Regions from separate parts of the Homo sapiens genome. Here region 1 is linked to region 2. The links are chromatin loops, found by intact Hi-C in ENCODE. Cell type or tissue: PC-9. All regions are shown on one strand. Links, peaks and the distances in the headings refer to the core of each region. The heading gives the core; the rest is flanking DNA. Region 1 overlaps LOC124904265 (a long non-coding RNA gene). Region 2 has its middle 110 kb from the start of GATA6.

The links. Peaks named below come from ENCODE experiments on the same cell type or tissue, not always from the same donor. Only the 100,000 strongest peaks of a DNase experiment are listed, where the experiment ranks them.
Region 1: a loop joins it to region 2, with 8 times the contacts of the local background. A loop is called at or near these places in 16 of 110 quality-filtered maps.

The regions. Positions count from the first base shown.
Region 1 is chr18:22,550,768-22,553,587 of GRCh38, reverse strand. All of the region lies in intron 2 of LOC124904265 (a long non-coding RNA gene), which reads right to left. Among named protein-coding and RNA genes, the nearest start is that of CTAGE1, 130 kb to the right of the region's middle. In PC-9, for the core only: no CTCF peak of the experiment used is centred there; DNase peaks (open chromatin) are centred at 1,127 and 1,577; H3K4me3 peaks cover 852 bases; H3K27ac peaks cover 2,500 bases.
Region 2 is chr18:22,281,258-22,284,077 of GRCh38, reverse strand. No RefSeq gene overlaps it. Among named protein-coding and RNA genes, the nearest start is that of GATA6, 110 kb to the right of the region's middle. In PC-9, for the core only: no CTCF peak of the experiment used is centred there; a DNase peak (open chromatin) is centred at 1,387; H3K4me3 peaks cover 281 bases; H3K27ac peaks cover 1,599 bases.

The sequences.
Region 1 (2,820 bases), core at 227-2,726, 270 kb before region 2:
ATTGTCCTTCATTTGTTGATAAACCCTGGTTGAGATAATCTGCCCTTCTCATTGGTGGCATAGCTGACAACCTAGGAGTGTGTCTAAAGGATGGCTTCCCTCAAAGACAGAGACCAAAAAGTTGTATCAAGATACAAGGCAGATCTATAAAGAGTGGGCTTCCATATCTCACTTTGAAAACCTGAACACCATATCCCTCATTTTCAACATTTGCATCTAGACTCAGGCTAAACAGTAGAAACTACAATGAATTGTTGCTAACTGATGAATGGGTGTTGAGAAAACTTACTCTACTTGTGTAATTTCCTGTCACCAGCATGAAACGGTCAAGAAATTGCCATTGTTGTGAAAACTTCAACTAAATAATTCAGAGATACAGAAAACTGGCACAAGAATGTTATTTCTCCATTTGGACAGAAAAATCTCTGAACTTTCTGAAGTTCACCCATCATTGTTGTAAAACTCTAAAGATCAAGTTTACTTTGGAAGTTCTGCTACAACCTCGAGTATCATGTTAGCCATAGCATGGCAGCTGGGAAAACGGAAAAGAGCAATCCACTATTTCCAAGTACACACCTCTATTATTTTAAAGCTCACAGTGTTTGTTTTACTAATTTGGAGAGAAGAAAAGATCACAGATTATTTCTCAGGTTAGTGTTTAACATTTTGCTTTTCCAAATCAACCTTCCTATTATCAATGCCATTACTGAAGAGCATGGATATAATAAACTCATATCATGAATGTGAATAAATAACATGAGCTAGACAATCTTTGACTAGGGTTGACCATCCTCAATCCTTTCAAAGTTTGTCTATTTGTTTTTTGTTACTGATGTAAGCAATGACAAAAACTTAACCTTTTTTGTTGAAAGAAAAAGAAAGAGAGAAAGCAAGCTAAGATCCCCCGTGGGAATGCATATGGAGTCAGTTCATGTGTAGAGAGCTACATAGTCCCATCATCTCATTGGGACACCACGAAGTAGTGCGACCAAGAAAACAGCTGTCTTCCCTTTGTGTGATGAAAACATCACACAAAAGTGACACAGGGCCCTTGGAAGGTTAAGGTTGTATCACTAGGGACACCAGAAGGCAGTGACTGGCAACAGTAAATAATGGCTCACGATTAATGGTTGGAAACCTACTGATAAGACCATTGGATACCAAAACATCAGAGGAATGTTGGCTCCAGTTGGTTTAATCCTGCAGACCATTATAATCTGAGCACATTGTAAGGCTTATTTGCACTGTTTCTCTTATCTCTTTTTCTTGAAGATTTAAATTAAATTTATATCCTTAGCTTAACAGCTCAATTTCTTTTTTAAATTTTTTGCTCAGTCAAGAAGTATATATTAAGTAATAACTATAATACTAAACTAAGTGTGGTGAGGAACACAAAGAAATACATCTTATTATATAGTTCTCAAGGAACTTAGAGTTGAGTTGGTAGGGTCAGAGAAACAAGAAGCAATGATTAGTATGCGGTTAGATTAGTCAGGGAAGGCTATGGAAAGGCAACTAATGAATCCTGTTCACTGACTCATTTCATTTATCCATTTGCTGTGAAACACTTCCTGAATTCCAAAGAGTGGCAAGTGATTATGCTGGTGAGGAATGCCCATTCTTACCAGAACTTCGCTAAGGTAACAGAACCTCACTAACTATGTGGAAACCACCTAATCCACCCTTTGCATGTGGGTCGGTAGTTTTTCTTTTTCTGTATTTAAAAAATTTCCATTTCCACAGACTTAAAGGTAGTTGTGGAATGTGGCTTTCCTTTTCAGCAAATCCAATGCCAGCATTGTTCTCTCGGGCCAGCATTTATCAAGTTTTGATATTTTAGTTTAGTGGTGACCATTATATTTATTTTCATAGTGAGAAATCTAAGTCATTTTGGGCACTGGTTCAAGGTTACACGATGAAGGTTACATCATGGACTCTTTCCCTGAACTCACTAACAAACTGGAACTATAATTCATGAGCAGTGGTTCAGCCAGGAGGTGAGATGGGGCCAATGTCACACCATGACTGTTGAGAGGACTTACCTAACAGATGGCAACCTTTTGACAATGACTGTATTTCCTAATTTCTAGAAATGGAATTCTAGGCAACTTACTTTTCTTTTCTTGCTTGAAATATTATACTGAGTGATCAAGAGCACTGGGATTGTCAGGGTCACCAGTGTCCTCCATTGATAAATCCAGAGGTCAGTCTCAGGCCTCATCTTAGTTGAATTCTCTGAACAGTTGCTCTACTTGATCAATCTGTTTCCTCTAAAGCCCTTTCTTTACTTGACCTCTGGGTCATCACACTCACTTGGCTTTCCTCCTGCCTCACTGGCTGTTCTTGTTTTCCTTTACTGGTTCTTCTTTATCTTCTCAATCACCTAACATTGAAGGCCAAACCAAGTTCCTCATCCTTTCTTCAAATCTGTTTGTGATCCACCTCAAGAAATGGCAACTCTTGCTTCCAGATGTTCTGGCTAAAACACTTAGAGTCATCTTTGACTCCTCTTTTTCTCTTACACACCACATCCCATCTGTCAGGAAATTTTGTTGGTGCTTCCTTTGAAATATATCTGGAATATGTCCCCTCTTATTACCTCCACTGCTTCTACCCTGGCCAGACCACCATGATTCCTTCCAGGATGATTGCAATAGCTGTATCCCTGCTTCTTCCCTTGTACTTCTAAAGTCTACCCATAACACGGATCCTTTAAACTTATGTCATCTCATGTCACTTCTCTGCACAAAACTCTCCAATAGTCCCCATCTCACTCAGGGTAAGAGACGAAAGTCTTTACAATGACTTCCAAGGCCTTCC
Region 2 (2,820 bases), core at 39-2,538:
GACATGAATAGACAACTCTCAAAAGAAGATGTACAAATGGCCAACAAACATATGAAAAAATGCTCAACATCACTAATGATTAGGGAAATGCAAATCGAAACCACAATGTGATACCACCTTACTCCTGCAAGAATGGCCATAATCAAAAAATCAAAAAACAGTAGATGTTGGCATGGATGCGGCGATCAGGGGACACTTCTACACTGCTAGTGGGAAGGTAAACTTAGCAACCATTTTAGTACTTAATGCCACAGCTTCACGATTTTTTTTTCTCTCTCAGATCTTTATGACCCCTGTTAGACTGGGCAAACCCATAACTGTGAACCACGTTGGAAATGGACATCTCCTCTCTCAGGAAGCTCAGCATAGCCAGCTCTTACACTGGAATTGAAACTAATCACCGAGCATTACATGAAGATGATGACTCGCATGTAGGAGCCATGCTGTGTGGGGATCAAAACTGTTAGACTCACACTCAGCACAGTGAGATTACACTGAGAGCCTGTGAGAGAGCCCAATTGTGGGGCCAGCAGATTCCTATACCCCCATCCCATCTTCTTGTGGGAACTTGGACTGAGTCATAGGCCTAATTGCCAGGTCCACTTAAATGGCCCCCTCCTCACCCATGTGTGTGCCTATTTGAGTTCATGTAAGTAAATATACAGACAGAATGATACCATTGATCAGGACCCTCTCATTGCCCTGAAGTTCAGGACATCTGATATAGGCAATAATATTCATTTTCATTTTGACATCTCTCTTAGGGAAATGGCCTGACACATAGTCCTTCCTGACCTCTGACCTAAACCCCTTAATCTATGTCATAAAATGGTCTCTATCTGCCTGATTCTTCTCAGTGGTAGAGAACTGAAGCCTCAACCCCAGTGGCTCAAAAGAGGTACTTGCAATTCCTAAAACTTACATGTGCAGTCTGTATCTCTTTCTTTTGCAATAATAAGATTAAATCAGATGCTTGCAAGGTCCCTGAACCATCAATAGGAATATAGATAGACATAGATAGATACTTAGGTAGATAGACAAATAGACAGGCAGATAGACACAGAACTAAAAATCTGAACCAATAAATGCTTTTTAAATTCCTTTGAGAAAGTTTAAGAAAGCCCATTCTTTTCTCATGGGAAATTATGACTCAGGCCTTTTTTTTTTCTGTTTACACTAAGTACGTTATGGCTAAACTCTAATTAACTTTAGGTAAAAGAGGTCAAGAATGAAAGAGCTGAATTAACATAGAGGAATCATTAACTCTCACAGAGCACAAAGAGTACAATGGAATCTACTATATGGTTTTTTTTCTTTTGGTGGACATAGTAGCTTAGCAACACGTATTTACTTCCTGTTATAAGAAAGATGGGTCCTATCAAATGAAGAGTTCCTGCATGATGAATCATACATGAGGCCACAGTTTTTCTTTGTAATTGAATAGCGTTCTAGAAGATCGTCACAAGCTAGAAGATCGTCACAAGTCATTCTCTTACAGGAAAAGTATATGTCAATAACAAGATTGAGTATAGAAACGGAAAGTGCTCCAACAACAAGCTCAAAGACCCAAGCAGAACCATTCCAAAGCTACTCAAGGTGTGGCTGGTGCTGGTTCTCAGTGCCACTGCCACTGGTCCCAGCTCCAGGAGCCTGCCCTGCAGGGGAAGTAGCTGGCTCCCCAGAGACTCATGGCTTTGGGTCAGGCCACAATGCGCCAAGGTGCAATGGGGCTGCGCCTCCTCACTCCACACACTCCCCTGCTGGGCAAGCTGCATTCTTCAGGCTTCATTGTTTTGGGTTTTTTTAATTGTTTTGAGTTGTTTTTGTTGTTTTGAGACAGGGTCTCACTCTGTCTCCCAGGCATGAGTGCAGTGGTGTGATCTCGGCTCACTACAGCCTCAATTTCAGCCTCCCGAGTAGCTGGGACCACATGTGTGAACCACCATGCCCAGCTAATTTTTTGTATTTTTTTGTAGAGACAGTTTTGCCATATTGCTCAGGCTGGTCTCAAAGTCCTGAGCTCAGCAATCTACCTCCCAAAGTGCTGGGATTACAGGCATGAGCCATCATGTCCAGCTCGGCTTTGTTGTTTTAAACTCTTGTATGTGTTATGTCTGTATGTGTTAACTGTGGTTAAATACACATAATATAAAATTTACCATCTTAATCATTTTTAGATATAGAGTTCAGTGACGTTAATTCTATTTAATTGTTGTGCAGCCAATCTCCAGAACCCTTTTTGTCTTGCAAAACTAAAATTCTATACCCCTTAAACATTAATTCCGGAGCTGTTCCTCTCACCCCCTGACAACCATCCTCTACTTTCTATGTCTATGAATTTGACTTCTCTAGGTACCTCATATAAGGAGCATATGGTATTTGTATTCTTGTGACTGGCTTATTTCACTCAGCTTGAGGTTCTCAACTTTCATCCATGTTGTAGCATGTGTCGGAATTTCCTTCCTTTTTCTTGCTGAATAATATTCCATGTGTTATAATTGTTTCGTCTTATCCGTAGAATATTTGTGCAAGGTGAGGGAAGTAAGAGGCTGATTATGTAATTTTCCCACCTCTCCCAACCCCTGTGGGATGTACTTGATACCTGGGATATAACTTTGTTTCTATCGCTAACAAGGCCACAGAAACTCCAGAAGAAAAATCCCTTGTACGAAATGTTGTGAGGACCAGAGGTTAAGCCACAGATTCTAACCTGGGGTCCGTGGATCCTTAATGAGCCCATGGTAGGGCTCTGAGAAGTTTGTGGTCTGCCTGAAACTATATCCAAAACTGTGTGTTTTTGCTTTCTTCTGTGGAAAGAAA